2 separate regions of the Homo sapiens genome follow, and region 2 is linked to region 1. The links are chromatin loops, found by intact Hi-C in ENCODE. Cell type or tissue: PC-3. All regions are shown on one strand. Each heading gives the region's core, and the rest is flanking DNA. Links, peaks and the distances in the headings are about the cores only.

Region 1 (10,949 bases), core at 2,975-7,974:
AGGAATAGATACCTCCAGAATTCATTATTGAGCTGTGCAATTTTATACCAAACATTTAAATGCATAGTGTTTTTATAAGCCTCTCATAATCAATGTCTGTAACCTACAGGTTCTTGCTCTGTCAAAATTAGTTACACTTCCCATTGCAAAACAATAATGTTTTATTTCCATTAAGCATAAAGTCTCTGAACTTGCAGGGTATTACATCTAAACACTTGATAAACCTGTGGTATTTTTACAATATAAATATAAATGAGATTTATTCCTTGGTATTTGCCCTGTGAGCTAAGTAAGATTAAGTAGAATTGTGCATGTAGCTTTTGGATTAGAGATTCAAGTCCTTCAATCAGGCTCTTACCTGTAGCTTGTCGTGATAACTTTGTACTTTTTCCCATAAAAATGCTTTTATATCTTAAACAGGCATATCATTTTTTCCTGCCATGGTGGAGATCAGGGACTCAGCCTGGCCAGTTTCCTCAGCCCAGGTCAGGGAGGGCCTGTTTTGGAAGACATGAATAAAATTAAAATGGATTGTGCAGAGCTGGGAGGCAGCCATGGTAAATCTGAAGTGAGATCCCCAAATAGTTCTCAAGTAGATGAAGAATAGATACAGAAAATGGGAAGAAGAAAGCAGAGCCAGAGAGTAACAGAAGCAGGGAAAGGAGGGAGACAATAACGGGTGTGGGGAGGAAAGAGTGGTAGGGCTCTTGAGTGATGTGTGGGGCATTTGGCTCCGTTCAACAGGCTGGAGAATATGGATGTGGTCTTACCATGAGATTAGAGGATAAAGAACATTTTTAAGATGGCAAATAAGGTGTTATAATGTGATCCGAGTTTTAAAAGTTATGTTTTAACATGAAAAAATAAATATATTCATAAGTTGCAGACATAAAAGCACCAAGCCATAGAATAAAGTATGTTTCTAGGGAAATTATGAATCTTTCCATAGGGAATCATTTTATTTTGATAGCTTCAAAAATTCTAATAGAAGATTATCTCCTGAAAGAGAATATAGCACCTCTAGTTGATCTTCTTCTTAAGGGCTAAATATTGTATATACAAATCCACAATGAAAATTAGTTTTCAAAGATGTATTTCTAAAAGTCAACTAAATTGTATATTCTTGTAAGTACAAATTGACATTTTCTGTGCTTGATGATTAAACCATACACTGACAGTCCTCAGTCCTGCTAAAACTCTTCATTCATTTCCCTCTTGATTTTATTTATTTATTTATTTATTTATTTATTTATTTATTTATTTATTGAGACAGGGCCTCAGTCTATTTCTCAGCTTGGAGTGCAGTGGCATGATCACAGTTCACTGCAGCCTCTACCTTCTGGGCTCAAGCGATCCTCCCACCACAGCCTCCAGAATAGCTGGGACCACAAGCACGTGCCACCCATACCCAGCTAATTTTTGTGTTTTTTGTAGAGACAGGGTCTCACTAAGTTGCCCAGCCTCCCAAAGTGCTGAGATTACAGGTGTGAGCCACTACACCTGACCCCTCTTAGTTGATTAATACAGAATTTTAAGTTCATATTTTTACCATTGCTATATATTGTTTTTAAAGAATTACTGTACAAAATATTGTTGGTTGTTTACTTAAGACTATTTTTCTTTCATATAGCTCTCTTTTCTGAAACACTGATTTGGTTCAGCTTTTCCCTTTCTACCGTGCTGTTTTATATTTAAGGTGGGCCCCATAGCCAGACTCAGGGGCTAGATTGATTAGTGTATTCCAGTGGTTCTTAACCAGGGTACATTTGGCAATGTCTGGAGACATTTTTGATTGTTTCAATTGGGGAGGGTGCTATAGGTATCTAGTGGGTAGAGAGCAAGGAGGATTCTAAACAATGTACAGAATAGCTCCCTCCAACAAAGAATTATCCATCCCAAAATGTCATTAGTGATGAGGCTGAACCCCTGGTCTATTTTTACCCAATCATGGTGGTCATCTTTCTAAATCACTGTTGGTTTAGGCATAAACATGTGATATAATTCTTGCTGATGAAATAGGGGAAATATAAGGAAAGTTTCCTCTCGTTAATAAAAATCAATAAATGTAAAGAAAATGGCTCCCATTTCCACTGATATAGTCAGATCTGGATGCAATGTATTGAACTCTGACAGCCACCTTAGTTTCATGAGGATGCTTAGGAAGAACAACGTTGATGTACCTTAAAGAGACTGAGAGAAAGATGGAGAGAATCTGTGTCAGGCTGAAGGCTGGTTAAAATATTAGAATCACCATTTTAACCAGCCTCCAGCCTGAAACTGTCGTATCTTAGGGCTTTTTCTAAGAAAAAAATTTTCTTCGTATTGTTTAAGCCAGCTGAGTTTTTGTTACTTTTAGCTATCAGGCAGCATCTTAATTGATAACATTATTTAGCATTTGCTTATTTCATAATTAAATATTTAAACTTTTTTGACATTTAGTTTCATTTTTGATTGAAATTTCTTTTATGTCATATCTTTATCATTATTTATTTTACTTTACTAATAGGCTGGGTAAAATTTTTGTGTGTGTATAATTTTAGAAGAAGGGTACATTGGTGATATTAATTAATCTTTGTAAGTCTAAAATGCCTTTTTGTTCATCTCATGGGAATGAGAGCTTGCTTGAATGTTGGATTATTCATAGTTCAGTACATTTTAGATATAGCTGTTGAGGGTTCTGACTGTTTAGTGTACACCATCTTCTATTTGGTATGGAAGAAAGGTTTGAGGACCATCTGTCGTTATTGTGTGACCTATCTTTTTTTCTTGTCTAGAAGCTTGTAGAATTATTTGCTTGTTATTAAAATTAAAAATGTTAATCAAGGCCGGGCGTGGTGGGCTCACGCCTGTAATCCCAGCACTTTGGGAGGCTGAGGCGGGCGAGTCACCTGAGGTCAGGAGTTCGAGACTAGCCTGGCCAACATGGCAAAACCCAGTCTCTATTAAAAATACAAAAATTAGCTGGGCATGGTGTTGCACACCTGTAATCCCAGCTACTCAGGAGGCTGAGGCAGGAGAATCGTTAGAATCTGGGAGACGGAGGTTGCAGTGAGCCAAGATGGCACCGCTGCATTCCAACCTGGGCAACAGAGCAAGACTCTGTCCAAAAAAAAAAATGTTAACCAAGGCCATTTCCATCACAGTTATGGCGGCTAACACTAGTACCAGCTCCTTACAGCTGCTACTGCTAGAGCTTGTAGACAAATGTAAGAATCAAAAATTCTCATTGTGATGAAAACTGATAAGGAAATTGTTGATACTCTTCTAGGATTTGATAACTTTGTCAATATGGTACTGCAAGATATCACTGAGTTTGAAATCCCACCAGAAGAAAGAATACTAAATTAGATCAGATTTTGCTAAACGGAAATAATATAATAATGTTGGTTCATGGAGGAGGAGGACCTGAGGTATGAATGTGTTTCCTTGACTTATGCTGGATTCTGTTTTGTCTTGTAATGAAAAGAAAATAGATTTTTTTTTTTTTTGCCTTTTAGTGTTTAGATCCTGTAAAGCTAAGTTTCCTATTAAGGGAAATGTTTTGAAGATGTATACCCATTTTTGTAAGTTAATCATGATTATCTTGGAAAAGAAGAAAAGAGTTTCTTCGAAGACTAAAATAGAAGTGTTTTGGTTAAAAAATTCATCAAGGTATTATAAAATATAAATTGCTACTTCTTAATTTTGCCTAAGACTCAATAAATGTGTCTAATTATAAACACCCAAGGCTGTGTTCAGTTTCTAGAAGTGTTTCTTCTTATCATCTAGCTGGTTATTGATTTTCATTATGATCAACTCTTTATTTCTGTAAAACTTGTTTTCCAGATTTGAGATGTTCCTTGACTTACGGTGGAGTTACATCTTGATAAACACATTATAAGTTGAAGATATTGCAAGTTGAAAATGCATTTGATATACCTAAACTACTGAACATTGTAGCTTAGCCTAGCCTACCTTAAATGTGTTCAGAACGCTTACATTAGCCTTCAACTGGGTAAAATCGTTTGGCAACACACTGCACTGTAGAGTATTGATTTACCCTCCAGATCTCATGGCTGACTGGGAGCTGGGGCTCGCTGCCTCTGCCCAGCACAAGAGAGTCTGCTACTACATATTACTAGCCTGGAAAAAGATCAAAATTCAAAATTTAAAGTATGATTTCCACTAAATGCATATGGCTTTTGCACCATTATAAAGTTAAAATTATAAGTCAAACCGTAGTAAGACCATCTGTATTGGAAATCTGACATTATTATCTATGTGTCCTTTATAATTTGCATCTCTTTAGTCTGCCTCCACAGAGGCCTGAATTTCTCTTTTTTTTTTTTAACCGATTTGATCCTTGTAGTAGTCAGTTTATTCTTTATTGTTCCCATTACAGTAAAAAAGTTAGCAATCACACTTTTCAGTTTGAAACCTCTTTTCTAGCTTCAAATTGTTTTGTTTATGACTACAGATCTTGTTTTTATATCTGTATGATAAGATGCTTCTGTAAGGGGTTTAGCCAGCTATTAAACCTCCAGAGTGACCTCATTTCCTAAGCCAGCACCTTTGTCAGGTTTACACTGTGGTTGCCTTTGTAGCTCCCCACTGCATGAAGACTCCAGGTTTTATTGTACTTCCTGGAAATGCCAGCAGAATGAACAATTTCTCCCACAAATCATTGCATGACTTAGCTTTATTTTCAGGCCCCACTGCAAACCTTTTGGAGGCAGGTGCTGTCCCTTCCCTTAAGCCCTGCAGGCTGTCTTTTATACGTATTAGATTATGGGCATGTCAGTCCTCACATCTGTCTGTGCTGTCTTAGAGAGATTTCTTGAATTTTCAGTTTGACTAAGTACATCTATCTGTCATTTCCAAGTGGGTATAATTGTCTCCTTACTATATTCAAAATAGAAGAATGTGGGCTGAGTTTGGCATCTTGTATAGAATGCTACCATTTACTCCACTTTAAATTGAACCTAACATAGGTTGAGTGAGTTGTCCAAACTCACAGTAAGTAGCAGAGCCTGGTCTTAAACTTAGATCATTTGAACCCAAATTTTGTGTTCTTTCCACTATGGAAGTCAGTATGCATAGTAGTTAAGAGTGGGAGTCCTAGAGAAGGAGAGTAGACAGGTTCTGGCATCTGGAGGAGTGGGCCCATAGGGGATCATGACAAGGAATTGATTCTCTAGTCAAGCATGAACACGAAAAGAGAATTTTCTTTTCACACCTTACTTCACAGTGTGACCACTGATTTCAATCCCACCTTTTGTGATACTTCCTCTAACATTGTTGTCATTGCCTTAACAATTGTCATGACTTGTTAGTTATGCGAGGAGAAGTGATCATGGGGCCATTTGCCCTGAGCATCCAGCCTCCAGTGGTCCTTCTATTCTGGGGCTAGGATGTCTGGGTTCCAATCCTGCTCAGTAGCCACCATGACCACAGAGAAATTACTAATGCAAATAGAAATGTTGATAATATTTATCGCACAGAAGTGTTGTAATGATGAAATGTGAGAGAACATGAAAAGTGACAGAAAGCAGGCAGTACCTTCCCAAACATGTGGGCCTACCCTAGAGCAGGCTCTTTGGTAGTTAATGAAGATAAGACAGCAAATACAAAGGTCAAGTTGCTCCCTTTTTTGGAAGAGAAAATAAATGAGTATTTAAAAAATGATAGTTGATGAGTTCCCAATAAATATTAGCTTCTCTTATTTATTATATAACTATTATTCAAGTGAGCCCACTAAGCCCAGGAACTAGTGAGAAAACTCTCTTAGCAATAAGATGGACTGATGTATTAGGTATTTTCCCAAAACATGATTTTTTAGAGGGTAGACTTCTCTCAAGAGGAGAAGGAGCCAGTTTTGAAAATTCATGATTCAAGTACTAATTGCATTTCAATTTAAACAAGTTTAATTCAGTTTTGTTCATGTTTTACTTGGCCCAACAAATTATCCTAGTGAGCTGTCTGTCTGCCGAGGAGGTGGGTTTACAACCTGAAGAGTCAATTTGGAAACTGAACAGGAGCTGAGCTGAGCTACTCTCTGACTCTGACATTAGATGTCACTACAATCAAAGGAAAGCAGAGCGGGCAACCTAGCAGTGAAGTGAAACTTGAACATGGTAGAGGAAAGAGACATGTTTAGATTGTGGTGCAAAGTTCCTGGATAAGAACTTGTGATATGATTTGCCTATCCACCTTGCCATGGGGAAAAAGGAGAATTTTAATATATGTATGACAGCTGCATTCATTTTCCTAAGACATTGACTAGGAACAACTCCTAACCACTTTGCACATCTTGGTATTTCTTCCCCTAATAGATAATAGAACTGATAGAGGCCCCCAAGGATTTTCAGTGCAGAATATTCCTAATAGGTTCTAAACGAGAATTTTACTGGACCAGATCACTAAGTCTAGTTCTTCTAATGAGCTTAATGCTTAAAGCTTAAGTTGTCTTTCAAATATTCTTCAATTATAAACTTTATCAGGTGTTTCCAAAGTTTCTTTGCTTAAAGATGTGAAGAACCCCAGGTTACTGGTATTTGTGTGTTAAGAGTAGAATTACCAGGTACAGTCACATTTGTTTACTTAAGCAAAATATCTACAAACAGCTGGAGGGCAGGGGACCCAACTAATGTTTCCATTTATTGCTAGGCAACTGGGTGAACTGAAAAGTCCATCCTCCCAAGGGATATTATATTAAATATATCTTTTTATGTGTGTGAACTGGCACACACTATTGGAATAGATTCAGAATATCTAACAATTGATGCAGCATAGGTACCAATGAATTAAATCTAGCGATGGCTAGGGCTTCCAGGGGAAAATAAGGGTGCTCCATATGGGTGTAGGGAGGACCTGATGGGGAACAACTGCTGCAGTACCTATTTATCAACTCCTGAGGGAAGTACTTTGACATATTAATAACTGGGATGACTGTACCAGTATCTATTGGTTGAATATCAGCCTGTGTATATATAACTTGGCTTATCAAGAGCCCACAAGATCTCTGGTTTAGGTTCCAAGTACAAGTATCAAAGTTCATTCTCATTACCCTCTTGATAATGGTCTGGGCTGCTAATTTTTACATTGCTTTAGTGATGGGAAGGTCCCACATGGAGGGAAATTTTATGAAATATGCAGAGAGAAGCTTGGTCTTTACATGTCTACATCTTCTTTTTTCAAGCTGTGATGAAGGCCTTGATTCTGATGGGCATCAAGAGGCAGATACAGCTCAGAAGATTCAGAAAGGCAGACTCGTGTCTAACATAACTACATTACCTTGGTGATCCCAGGAATTAGTAGACTGATACTGGGGATAGGAGTGGGGTTCTCAGTATTGGTGACAAAGTTTGTTTTAAAGTGTCCTGATTTTTTTCCTTTGCTCTACATGAGAATTAATGCACCAGTTTGCAATATATGTAAACTGTTTCATGTAGATTTGTTGAAGAAGAAAGACTGGATTTCAAGGGCCTAAGAGCAGGCAGTTTTCATGTTCAAGGTGTTTTCACATCGTATGCAGTGCTTAGATTACTGAGCCCATAGTAGTTACCTAATTCTTATTTGATACTTGATTGATATTTTTGTTTTCTGTAGATTATTCTCATTGAGAAGAAACGGACCTATGACTGATTTCAGACCAGTGATTTTGGTAATGTTTTGAATTTACTGTAATTATTTAAGCTGTTCTTCTGAATACTTGTACCATTTTCTTGGTGATTCAGAACGAAACTTACAGCTAAATTATCTGGGTTATATTAATCTTTGCATGCATTAAAACTGCTGTTTTTATAATGGAAAGAAAGAGGACTACTACCTATGTATATCTCAATGTGTCTGTGCCACGCTGTTTTAATTATGCCAAGTGTTCACTGACAAAAGTGTGAATGGAGCATACAATTTAAAAATATGAACATGTTATTAATATTTGGCACTATAACTGTAACAATCACTGATTATCATCATGATTGGGGACCTTGTCTCACCAATACCAGAGACATATTGATGTCACGATGAACTGTATTTTTCTACTATTATGTGAAATTACTTTCTTTTAATTCCACTATTTCTCATTGTTTGGCCACTTTTACTTAGGGGTTTTCTCTCTATTTCATTGTTACATGTATTTTTTTTTGTTCAAATGTCTTAAAAATTCCAATTCTTAAGGTTGATTCCATTGTACATCTTTGAATTTCACAGTGTATAGTTAGATTGTAGTCTTGTCAAGATGAGAAATTACCATGATGCCATGATAGCTTCTAACAATGCTACTGTTTCAGAAGTCAGGATCCAAGGTCTCATAGACCAAATTAAGACCTCAAACTATGTGGCTTATTGAGTCAGAACACAGTGAGAAGCAAAGGACAAAGAGTAATGTAACTTGGATGGGATGCAAATGAGAAGGAGGGACTACAATACTTAAATCTAGAGCTGCATACTATCCATATATCCTGCCCCTTTCCACTTCATTAGTATTCCCTGTTAATGGTAGGCAAATGATGACTGAGTGCACATGGGAAAGGAGGCTCGGCAGAAAGAAGGTGCTCAAAGTCACCTTGGTATATCTGAGAGACCACAGGGCAAAATGACCAGTAGCTATTTTTATATAGCAATGACTTTTGTCTGTATGGGGCAGAAAACATGAGGAGCCAGAATGAGTGTCAACAACAGGTGACTGACTTAACTATGATGTTACTGAAGGTGGCATGATTTGAATCTAGAAAAATATACAAATATATATATATATACACACACACTTACACATATATACTTTTACATCTTTAATGATATTTAATTTGAATAAAATGCATTCATTTAAAATTACATTTCTAAGACTTTTGAAGAAAGTCTTATGTAACTTCTAGCACAATTAAGATACAGAATATTTTCATCAGTTTCCAAAATTTCCTTGTGCCACTTTGTAGTCAATGGCCCACCCTAAACCCTAGACAACCACTATTCTTTCTGTCTGTATAGATTAATTTTGTCTTTTCTAAATAAAATTATATAGAATGCGGTCTTTCGTGTTTAGCTTCTTATGCTAACCACATTTTTGAGATTCATCCATGTTATGTCTTGTATTGGTAGTTCATTCCTTGTTATTGCCGAGTGTTATTCCACTATATAAACAGATCTCAATTTCTTTAGCCACTCACCTATTTTTTTTCTGATTTTTTTCTTTTCTACTTTTTTAACTTTTATTTTAAGTGCAGGGTTATGTGTGGAGGTTTGTTACATAGGTAAACTTGTGTCATGGGGGTTTGTTGAACTGATTATTTCATCACCCAGGTATTAAGCCTAGTACGACTTAGTTATTTTTTCCTCTCCTCTCCCTTCTCCCATCCTCCACCCTCCAATAGGCCCCAGTTTATGCTGTTCCCCTCTGTGTGTCCATGTGTTCTCATCATTTAGTTCCCACTTAGAAGTGAGAACATGTAGTATTTGGTTTTCTGTTCCTGTGTTAGTTTGCTAAAGATAAAGGCCTCCAGCTCCATCTATGGCCCTGCAAAGGACATAGTCTCATTCTTTTTAGTGGCTGCATAGTATTTCATGGTATATATGTACCACATTTTCTTTATCCAGTCTATTATTGATGGGCATTTAGGTTGATTCCATGTCTTTGCTATTGTGAATAGTGCTGCAATGAACATACATGTGCATGTGTCTTTATAATAGAATGATTTATATTCCTTTGGGTATATAACCAGTAATGGTACTGCTGAATCAAATGGTATTTCTGTCTTTAGGTCTTGAGGAATTGCCACACTGTCTTCCACAATGGTTGAACTAATTTACACTCACACCAACAGTGTTTAACTATTCCTTTTTCTCCACAAACTCACCAGCATCTGTTACTTTTTGACTTTTTCAAAATAGCCATTCTGACTGGTATGAGATGGTATCTCACTGTGGTTTTGATTTGCATTTCTCTAATAATCAGTGTCACTGATTTTTTTTTCCAAAGGATTGTTGGCTGCATGTATGTCTTCTTTTGAAATGTGTCTGTTCATGTTCTTTGCTCACTTTTTAGTGTTTTTTTCTTTTCTTGTAAACTTGTTTAAGTTCCTTATAGATGCTAGATACTAGACCTTTGTCAGATGGATAAACTGCAAAAATTTTCTCCCATTCTGTAGGTTGCCTGTTCACTCTGATGATAGTTTCTTTTGCTATGCAGGAGCTCTTTAGTTTAATTATATCCCATTTGTCAATTTTGACTTTCCATGCAATTGTTTTTGGTGTTTTCATCATGAAATCTTTGCCCATGGTTGTCCTGAGTGGTACTGCCTAGATTTTCTTCTAGGGTTTTTATAGTTTTAAGTTTTATATCTAAGTCTTTAATCCATCTTGACTTAATTTTTATATATGGTATAAGGAAGGGGTCCAAATTCAATTTTTTGCATATGGCTAACCAGTTCTCTCGCACCGTTTATTAAATAGGGAATCCTTTCCCCATTGCTTGTTTTTGTCAGGTTTGTAGAAGATCAGATGGTTGTAGGTGTGTGGTCTCATTTCTGATTTCTCTATTCTGTTCCATTGGTCTATGTGTCTGTTCTTATACCAGTACCAGTGTTTTGGGTACTGTAGCCTTATAGTATAGTTTGAAGTTGTATAGCATGATGCCCCCAGCTTTGTTCTTCTTGCTTAGCATTGTCTTAGCTATTTGGGCTCTTTTTTGGTTCCATATGAATTTTAAAACCGTATTTTCTAATTCTGTGAAGAATGTCAGTGGCAATTTAATGGGAATAGCATTAAATCTATAAGTTACTTTGGGCAATATGGCCATTTTAATGCTATTGATTCTTCATTTCCATGAGCATGGAATGTTTTCCCATTTGTTTGTTTCCTCTGATTTCTTTGAGCAGTGGTTTGTAGTTCTTGAAGAGGTCCTTCACTTCCTTTGTTAGCTGTATTCCTAGGTATTTTATTCTTTTTGTAGCAATTGTGCATGGGAGTTCATT
Region 2 (10,949 bases), core at 3,026-8,025, 760 kb after region 1:
TGTGAAAGATAGTTCTTCCTACTGCCATTGTAACATTAGAATTGTTTTAAAGACAAACAACTCTGGAGTTAAACATGATGGATGCAAACAACAAAAGGATTCTTTTGTTATCACAACAATCCCTGCTGTCCTCATTTTGCTACTATGTGAATTTAGAAGTACACTTAGTAAGGTCGGAGTTATGCATAGGATGTACCTATTTTTTCATATTTGCAATGATTTGGGAAGCTGGATTAACTTAAGTGCTATAAGACATGGCCTAAAAAAGTAGAGCCACTTCTGGTCGAGAATACTCTATGCGCCACTCTCTTACATTTCAAACTAGAATCTTCTTGACCGTGGACCAAACTGACTGTGGCTTGCCACAAGGTTCATCTCCCTGTGTCTGGGTCAGTTTTCCCAGCCTATAACCCAAAGTCAGCCTGTCAAGATCCTCAACATGCCAGCAAGAGCTGTGTATGAAAAAAATGATTATTTATGAAATTATAAAGTTGTTTTATAATCACATCATATAAAAATTAAGCTTGACATCATTATCTGGAATAAAATCATTCTAAGCCAAGAAGTAGTTCACCAGTTTAAAGTATTTACTTAACCTGTTTATAAAATCATTTTTTTAGAAAAGACTAAAACATATACCTAGAAAATCACTGAGCTCATCTAAAGAGTGTCCATTGTGGTATAGCATAAACTCTGTAGTGGCTACATTCTGAAATCATAGTGTTAACAGTTTGGCTGTGTCCCCGCCCAAATCTCATCTTAAATTCCCACATGTTGTGGGTGGGACCCAAATCTTATGTTAAATTCCCACATGTTGTGGGTGGGAAGTAACTGAATCATGGGGCAGGTCTTTCCCATGTTGTTCTTGTGATGGTGAATAAGTCTCATGAGATCTGATGGTTTTAAAAATGGGTGTCTCCCTGCACAAGCTCTCTTCTCTTCTCTGCCATCATGTGAGATGTGCTTTTCACCTTCCACCATGATTATGAGGCCTCCTCAGCCATGTGGAATTGTAAGTCCATTAAATCTCTTTCTTTTGTAAATTGTCCAGTCTCAAGTATGTCTTTATCAGCAGCATGAAAATGGACTAATACAGTAAATTGGTACCAGTAGAGCAGGCACTGCTGAAAAGATACCCAAAAACGTGGAAGCAACTTTGGAACTGGGTAACAGGCAGAGGTTAGAACAGTTTGGAGGGCTCAGAAGAAGACAGGAAAATGTGAGAAAATTTGGAACTCCCTAGAGACTTGTTGAATGGCTTTGGTCAAAATGCTGATAATGATATGAACAATGACATCCAGGCTGAGGTGGTCTGTGATGGAGATGAGGAACCTGTTGGGAACTGGAGCAAAGGTGATTCTTGTTATGTTTCAGCAAAGAGACCGGTGGCATTTTGCACCTGACCTACAGATTTGTGGAACTTTGAACTTGAGATAGATGATTTAGAGCATCTGGCAGAAGAAATTTCTAAGCAGCAAAGCATTCAAGAGGTAACTTGGGTACTGTTAAAGGCATTCAGTTTTAAAAGGAAAGCAGAGCATAAAATTTTGGAAAATTTGCAACCTGACAATGCAATAGGAAAGAAAATCCCATTTTCTGAGGAAAAATTCAAGCTGGTGGCAAAAATTTGCCAAAGTAACGAGGAGCCAACTGTTCACCAAGACCATAGGGAAAATGTCTCCAGGTCATATCAGAGACCTTTGCTGCAGTCCCTCCCATCACAGGCCCAAGGTTTAGGAGAAAAAAGAATGGTTTTGTGGGCCAGGTCCAAGGTCCCCATGCTGTATGCAGCCTAGGGACTTGGTGCCCTGTGTTCCAGCTGTTCCAGCCATGGCTGAAAGGGGCCAACGTAGAGCTTGGCCATGGCCTCAGAGGTGCTTCCATGCGGTGTTGAGCCTGCAAGTGTACAGAAGTCAAGAATTGGAGTTTGGGAACCTCTGCCTAGATTTCAGAAGATGTATGGAAATGTCTGAATGCCCAGGCAGAAGTTTGCTGCAGGGGTGGGGCCCTCATGAAGAACCTCTGCTAGGGCAGTGCAGAAGGGAAATGTGGGGTCAGAGCCTTCACACAGAGTCTCCACTGGTGCACTACCTAGTGGAGCTGTGAGAAGAGGGCCACCATCCTCCAGACTCCAGAATGGTAGATCCACTGACAGCTTGCACTGTGCACTTGAAAAAGCCACAGACACTCAATTCCAGCCCATGAAAACAGCCAGAAGGGGGCATATACCCTGCAAAGCTACAGGTGCAGAGCTGCCCAAGGCCATGGGAGCCCATCTCTTACATCAGCATGACCTGGACATGAGACATGGAGTCAAAGGAAATCATTTTGGAGTTTTAAGTTTTGACTGCCCTGCTGGATTTTGGACCTACATGGGGCCTGTAGCCCCTTTGTTTTGGCCAATTTCTTTTATTTGGATAGCTGTATTTACCCAATGCCTGTACCCCCCATTGTATCTAGGAAGTAACTAACTTGCTTTTGATTTTATAGGTTCATAGGTGGAAGTGACTTGCCTTGTCTCGAATGAGACTTTGGACTGTGGTCTTTTGAGTTAATGCTGAAATGAGTCAAGACTTTGGGGGACCGTTGGGAAGGCATAATTGGTTTTGAAATGTGAAGACTTGAGATTTGGGAGGGTCCAGGGGTGGAATATTATGGTTTGGCTATGTCCCCACCCAAATCTCTTCTTGAATTCTCATGTGCTGTGGGAGGGACCTGGTAGGAGGTAATTGAATCATGGGGGCAGGTCTTTCCTGTGCTGTTCTTGTGATAGTGAATAAGTCTCATGAGATCTGATGGTTTTAAAAATGGGAGTCTCCTTACACAAGCTCTCTTCTCTTGTTTGCTGCCATGTGAGATGTGCCTTTCACCTTTCACCATGTTGTAAGGTCTCCCTGGCCACATAGAACTGTAAGTCCATTAAATCTCCTTCTTTTGTAAATTACCCAGTCTTGGGTATGTCTTTTTTTTTTTTTTTTTTTCTAAGACAGAGTCTCGCTCTGTCGCCCAGGCTGGATGGAGTGCAGCGGAACGATCTCTGCTCACTGCAAGCTCCGCCTCCCAGGTTCATGCCATTCTCCTGCCTCAGCCTCCCGAGTAGCTGGGACTACAGGCACCCGCCACCACGCCTGGCTAATTTTTTGTATTTTTAGTAGAGACAGGGTTTCACCGTGTTAGCCAGGATGGTCTCGATCTCCTGACCTTGTGATCCACTCGCCTCAGCCTCTGGGTATGTCTTTATCAGCAGCATGAAAACAGGCTAATACCCATAGCCTATAATTAAAAATTATTTTTAAAATGCAGAGCAGTAACTTTCATCTGGTAAGATCAATATCGATAGTTTGTCAGTTACTTGAAAAAGCTGAACAAAGTAGAGGAGTTTTAAAATCAAATATTGTAATTTAAAACCTGAAAATAAACATGAATTTACCAATCTTTTAATGTAGAGGGTCTCCTTTTATTGAGTGCACATTATCTGATTAGAAATCCATATCATCTTTCCTGAATAACCCACATCCACAAGGCGTTCTCTCCAAATCCCCACTTCCCTTGCAAGAACCCAGAAATAATTTTGCAGAAATTTTAGAATACAGGCCTTCAAGATTTTCAGTTTCCCCTCCAACCTCTTATATTTGTTTCATCCACATCCAAATTTAATAGCAAGTCTAGTAACTTCTCTTTATCAAGTCTTTCTAAGCATTATATATAATTAGTTTTCAGAGAAATAAAAATCCCCTTTTATTTTGCAGTCATATTTCACGGTTCACATAATATTGCAATTACCCACTTTAATTCAATGGCAAGTATAGGTGGCATAAACAGGATTGGGACAAACTCACCTGACCCTTGGCAGGCACACAATTCTATTGGGAAAGCAAAACTGTGGGGATCCTGCTAGCTTACTTTCAGGATGATACAGACATCAGATAGTATAAGAAAAAAAAATTGGTTAATATGTTGAGTCAGTTAAGTGGAGATACTCAGTTGGAATATCCAAATCCATATCCAAGTCCATATCTTTTACTATTTCCTCACACTTTCATCCTTCCATCTTTGATATAGTTTTCCTCTTTTACCTGATCCCTGCAGTTTTTTAAAAGTAGTTGATTTCCAAACACATTGTATTAACATTTTCTAAGCAATTTGCATTTCAGTTAATGTTATACAATACAAAGTATATTTCTGGCTTTAAAAGAGGGCTTCATCAAAGGAGTTTATTTTTAAAATCTAATCAAGCAATGTAAAAATCGTTAAGTGAGAAACAAGCTCTTACAATATTGATGAGTAAAAGAATAAGATCTTCATAGGTAACCAACATATATCACCACATATATACATGGAAACAAAGGCGAATTTAGGTTGACTTTCATTTACATTTATAGTAAATAAGACAATGTATCGTGACCTTCCCTGGGAATAAATGTTTTTTTCACTTGAAATTGATATCCATGAAATCAGTTAGGCAGTTCCAATATAATTCGCCTTTCCGTTTTAGATAAGGACCAGATGTGCTCTATTGGGACACATGTTTTCATGTCCATTTGTATTTTCCCTTCAGGACTAAGGGTGTGGAGTCTAGAATTAGTGAGGCTCTCTGATTTGAAACTGCACCTCCCTCACTTACTACATTATATGTCTAAGCAACAGTCTCCTCCCCATGGCTCTTCTGTCCCATGCAGAACACAGTCATGCCTTGTGCTAAGCTGGTAGCCCCAGGTAGAGTAGCCCAGGAAATGCTTGGGTGAAAAGCTGTTACTCTTGTTCTCTAACTTATATTGCAGAAAAGCAGTGCTCCCACATTATAAAAGGACAGGCAAGAATCCCAGGAATCTCTTTACCTCTTCATAACAAATCCCACTCTGATGAGACTAGAATCAATTAACTCCAGTGCCTAATACACACATCACTACTATATGCAACAATTCTATTCACTATTCTAGAAAAGCCTTGCTAAACAAATCTGCCTTACAATGACATCTGCTGGGAGTTTCTGGCACTGGATTTTTTTTTTTTTAAGACCAATATCTGAGGTTAAAAAACACGGCTCAAGAGAAAGAGAATTTAACTGTGTCAAGAATCAATCTCTCAAGTTATCTTTCAAACTAGGGACTATATCGCTTAAAAAATAAAGAAAATATACCTCAGGTGAATTCATAATAAATATCAGATGCTGAGCTATGAAACTGAACCCAAAACATGAATTAACATTCGAATGCAGTGTTATCCAGCTTTTAAACATTCCATCTAGCAAGAAAAGGACAGAATATATGACATTCTTCTTGGATATGCTTATACTTCAGAGAATTTCTCAATGCCGAAAATCTGTCATTTTTTTCAAAAATATCAAAGTATTTATTGAGCTTGATTATTCTTCATATTTAAGGGACTACTGCTGTAAGTTTACGTTAGAAATCTTTAAGGGCTGGTGAAGAGCATTTTCCTTCTAACCCCAAGTTTGAATTCCAGTTGAGGATGTGGCCAAGGTATGGTGTTAGAAGGACCATGGGAGTGAATCTTCCAGCAACTGATTGACATATCCAGTGGTTCTGCCTTCAAAAAGGGATGATGGCTGGGTGCACTGGCTCACACCTGTAATCCCAGCATTTTGGGAGGCCAAGCTGGGTGGATCACCTGAGGTCAGGACTTCAAGACTAGCCTGGCCAACATGGTGGAAGCCCGTCTCTACTAAAAATACAAAAATTAGCTGGGTATGGTGGCAGGCACCTGTAATCCCAGCTGCTTGGGAGGCTGAGGCAGAACAATCACTTGAACCCAGGAGGTGGAGGTTGCAGTGAGCCAAGATTGCACCATTGCACTCCAGCCTGGCGACAAGAGCAAAACTCCATCTCAAAAAAAAAAAAGGATGATCATGCTGAAATTAAGATGATGCCTAATATTTCTCTGTCAAAGTAACCTAAGCTATAAAAGAAAATCTCCTAACATTCTCTCCCCTGTGAAGCGGCAGACACCTAAACGAAGGAGGAGTTAAGTTATGGGAGTTCACCGATGAATTAGAAAGGCAAAAGGAATTATAACATGAACAAGTTATAATTCTACTTAATTGCACCCACTAAGACATATTAACATGAGATGCAATTAACCTAAGTATTAGCACAAAGTCCAATCTCCAGCTACCACTTAGCCAAAAAATTTTTGTAACTGAATAGAAGTGTTCATTGTTCATTAAGGAAATTTATATTGGCATTATTGTATTTGACAGCATGATGGACAAATTACATTTCTCTTGCTATTGTTCATAGTAATAATTGAGGCCATTCTTTAACCTTTGATTAGATAATGATTAAGAAATTCTTGAGATTATGTTTGTCAGAACATAAAACTGGAGATAATCTAAATATCAATAGGAGAATGGGTTTAAAAAAACTGTAGTATATTGATACAATGGAATATTAAAGGTTAAAATAAATGAACTAGAACTTCAAAAAGAAAAGAAAAATATTATGAGCTTAATAACATTGCAATCTCTCTGAATTTCCTAAGAGAACAAAAAAAACAATTACAGAGAAATTGGACTGGTGTCCTGAGAAAAAGCCCATAGACTGTTAAAAAAAATTAAGCCATCATATAGCTCTTTACTTCAGCCATAAGAGCCAGCACCCCAAATCTGTGCTGTTCAGATCTGTCCACCTTTCAATTTCATTTTCATGTTTAAGGACATGAAGCAACACAATATTGAATCTAATAAAGTGTGAAGGCTGTGCTTTGCGGCAAGGCAGGAGTTATTCCCACAAAACTGACATAGGGTCAAAAAGCATAAAGAGTTGGTATATATTCTATAATTCCCCATCTTTTTCCTCATAAATGGAGGTTATTTTGAGGCATGGCTCTACAAGAGCAAAGGCTATGTCCAGCTCTGTTCAGTGCTATTTTCCCAGTGCCTGCTGGTGAATGTTTATAGAACTGCTTTCCTACTTGTAAGCTATTTTACAACCTTGACACCTGATATATCCACATCTTAAAGCAGATCTTTCCACATCTTTTCTGACTCTCATTGTTCCCTATTCTGCTCCACCCCAGATCCCAGATTCCAGGAGTCCACCTCAGCTAGTCTGAGTCTCCCTTACATTGCTCTGGCGGCAGAGAGAGTCCTCTGATTTTTACAGAGGCCATCTGCTGCCTTGGACCAAAGACCTCTGCTCACTTGAGTCCTCTGGCATCAAGACTCTGGGAGTGAGAGAAGGGAGAGTAGAAACAACTGGAGCCATCAGATGGAAGGTAAAGCATGTAAAGGAGCATCTAAGGAAATATTTGCCCACAAGGCAGTTTTTGAAATGGATGTTGAAAGATACTAGGGGCATGATTGGAGGAAACCAGGAAAATTTCAAAATCTTTGTCTTTTAATGTCACTCTGTTTGTATAAAAGCATTTAAAACCGCAAACATTACACATATTGGGATAAAAGGACTATTTAGGCAGCTTTACAGTTAATTATACTGATTTGTCTTACCTGCTTATTCCCAATACCCAAATACGTGAATGTCTGTCTGCTTGCTACACAAGCAATAAACTATACTGACTGTATGCTCATATTAAGTTTCAACCAGGAACATAACCAAATATCTTGCTAATGCTGATTCTGAATGTTTTTGCTGACCATTTAAACAATAAACCAGTTTGACCAAAGAAGTTATTATGCAGTTGCAGAGATAGATATTTTATGCCCTCTTCTGCAGGATAATTTTTTCTTAAGCAGAAAATGTATAAATAATCTGCAAATAAAATAATTTTCATTTAGACTACTTCCATACATGTTTGCCAAATCTATCCTGCTCCAATCCCCCAGCACTACTAGACCAAGTCTCATCTCTTTAGTCTGCATTACTGCCACAGCCCTGCCTCTGAACTTCTGCCTACCCTACCAAGAGAAAATGTTTTCACTGGCCGGGCACGGTGGCTCAAGCCTGTAATCCCAGCACTTTGGGAGGCTGAGGCCGGTGGATCATGACGTCAGGAGATCGAGACCATCCTGGCTAACAAGGTGAAACCCCCTCTCTACTAAAAATACAAAAAAATAATTAGCCTGGCATGGTGGCAGGCGCCTGTAGTCCCAGCTGCCCAGGAGGCTGAGGCAGGAGAATGGGATGAACCCGGGAGGCGGAGTTTGCAGTGAGCCGAAATCACGCCACTGCACTCCAGCCTGGGCGACAGAGCAAGACTCCATCTCAAAAAAAAAAAAAAAAAAGAAAATGTTTTCACTTTACTCCTGTAAATTGATACAACAAAAATGCTGTAATGGCTTCTGATTTCTTTCAACTTCAAGCCACTTCCAAGACCCCAGTCCACTTTGTACATTTTATATTCCATTATTTCCCACTATATATGGAAAACACATTGTCTTCCAGGTTTAGAAATCTCTTTTTAGGTCAATTAATATCAATATTCCCTTTAAGCTACTCAGATCTTGCCTTAAAAGAACTGCCTGGTCAGTAAGTCTCAACTCAATGCCACTAGAGCTTCCTCATACAAGTTATTCCCAGCAGCATTCCAGAAATCCATATTTGGAGCTCTAAGACACATTGTCTTACTAGCACAGAATTCTAGTTCCCATCTTAATCACTTCATTCATTTTGTCCTTTTCACCCGGAACGGTATGCCCCCCTACTTCACTCCCTATTCAGGTTCTAAGGAAATATTTGCCTTAAAGATTCACCTTAAGCTGTATCTGAAAGCTTTTATATACTTCAAGTGGTAAAGAGTTCTGCCCCCTCTTGTAATGGTCATATGACCATTACCAAATATCTGTTGATCAAACACAAAGCCTAAATCATAGAATAGTGAAATGAATAGTTTTAATCATCTTAATCAAATTAACGTGATTTCTCTATAGCTTCAATTAGTATCCAATGCCAGTCAATCAATATTCCTCCCCATTAGTATAACTCAGAGATTCTCAAAATTAGCTGCTTTTCAAAATCAACGATGAAGCTTATAGAAGAATGGATATCTGGACCCCTCCCTAAGACTGTGATTCAGGAATTCTGGAAAAAAATAATCTAGTTTCAAGTAGCTCCACAGGTGTTTCTGATATCCACCCGGGGCCAGGTCATAGTAGTTCCAGCTGAGTGCTTAGTAATTGACCCACAAGTGTGTCAGGCCATGAGGAGTCAAAGAAGCCATACTAACAACAAGAGATTTAGGGTGATCTGCAGATTAAACCACAAAGCAAAAAGTTTTCCTTTACATGCCAAATTCCGCAGCCCCTGCAGATCCAATAATTCATAATAATTTCTTTGTAGATACAGTTACAAACTGACAACTGGAGCCAGGGGTTCCCAGTTGTGACAGCACCCAGAATAATCTGGAAGCAAACATAGGTACACTGACCCACTGAACTGGAAACTCTGGGAATGGGAACTGGAGATCTACATTTTTCAAATCTCCAGGTGATTGCTTAAAGCAGAAAGGATTGGAAATCTCTTTTTAGGTCATTCCAAATTAGTACCTATATTCCCTCTAAGCTACTCAGATATTGTCTTTAAAGAACTGCCTGGTCAGTAAGTCTCAACCCAATTCCACTAGAGCTTCCTCATATGAGATCTTCCCAACAGCATTCCAGAAATCCACATTTGGAGCTCTAAGACATAAGGAAATGATAAAGGATTCCTATGAAAGAAGACAAAAACTTGGTTTGCGTTAGCTGATACTCTCATCTTTCCAATGGTCATCACAATAATTGCTTAACTAAGTCAGTGTTATGGCACGAGTGTTTGTATATTGTTCTAAAATCTTTCCATTGGCTGTGACTCTAGTGTATTAACCATTCTTCTTGCCTAGAGATAACCTAATATCTTTGCCATACAGAAGATGAAAAGCAGCTGAAACCTTTAGGCTTCTTTGTGTAAATATATTAGCTGGGGATTCATATCATGAACTATCCACTCTTTAAATACCCTTGGAAACTGTTTTGTCTCAATTGCAAAAATCACTATTATGAAGCATCACTTTTTATTATAACACAGTAGATAGTTTAATGTACAGCAACCAAGAAAAAAAAGGAATATGTTTGCCAGTTGGTATTTTGCCCTTATTATATAAAATTGGAAATGGAAAAGGCAGCCTTGATGAAAACACTGAAATTCCAGTAAGTAGGATTAGTCATACTTTTTGTGTTCCAGGGTTAGATTTCAAACGGCAAGTAAAAATTCCCTGAGCTACCAGTGGAGGCAAACACTCTCAAATTAAAATAAAAAGGACTACACATATTTACAAGAGCCAAAGCTAGAATGAGTAACGTTTGACATTTGGAAGGCTGGAATTGCAGCAAACAGCTCTCTCCCCGAGGAGAAACTTCTCACCAAATAGTTGGCTCATTGTGGTATCTAGCTTTCTTTGAAACAGCAAGCCTAAAATCTTCAGGGAGAAGGCAAATTAATGAAAACCACTTTGGCTTAACGCCTCACAGGCTGGGAACTGTTGTAATCAAGTCAAAAAGCACAGGCCAACTGAGTTTTAAATTATACACTGGTGGGAGAAACTGGAAAGACATCAATGATAACAGATTGTTTACAGGCCTGGGGCCCCTCTTGTAGCCTCACTCACTCAGTGAGTGTCTTGGGGCTTTTCACTTCCACCATTAATAAGATCTCTTTGCTTGGGAGGTAACACTTGGACATCCTTTGTTTTGTACATTAGGATAGCAGCCATATTAACAGCAGCAACATTTTTTCAACATAAACATAACAGCAAATAGGTAATAGGATGAGTCAAGGATCAAAACATGTGCACTGTCGGCCAGACACAGTAGCTCATGCCTGTAATCCCAGCACTTTGGGAGGCTGAGGTGAGCCGATCACGAGATCAGGATATCGAGACCATCCTGGCCAACATGGTGAAACTTCGTCTCTACTAAAAGTACAAAAATTAGCTGGACGTGGTGGTGGGCTCCTATAGTCCCAGCTACTCAGGAGGCTGAGGCAGGAGAATCGCTT

The links. Peaks named below come from ENCODE experiments on the same cell type or tissue, not always from the same donor. Only the 100,000 strongest peaks of a DNase experiment are listed, where the experiment ranks them.
Region 2: a loop joins it to region 1, with 8 times the contacts of the local background. A loop is called at or near these places in 6 of 110 quality-filtered maps.

The regions. Positions count from the first base shown.
Region 1 is chr7:16,885,476-16,896,424 of GRCh38, forward strand. It overlaps the pseudogene LOC100131425. Among named protein-coding and RNA genes, the nearest start is that of AGR3, 9.0 kb to the left of the region's middle. RefSeq lists a silencer at 5,890-6,184. In PC-3, for the core only: CTCF peaks have their summits at 6,044 and 6,924; DNase peaks (open chromatin) are centred at 4,596 and 6,056; H3K27ac peaks cover 2,855 bases.
Region 2 is chr7:17,641,846-17,652,794 of GRCh38, forward strand. No RefSeq gene overlaps it. Among named protein-coding and RNA genes, the nearest start is that of LINC02889, 88 kb to the left of the region's middle. In PC-3, for the core only: a CTCF peak has its summit at 4,983 (motif pointing left); no DNase peak of the experiment used is centred there.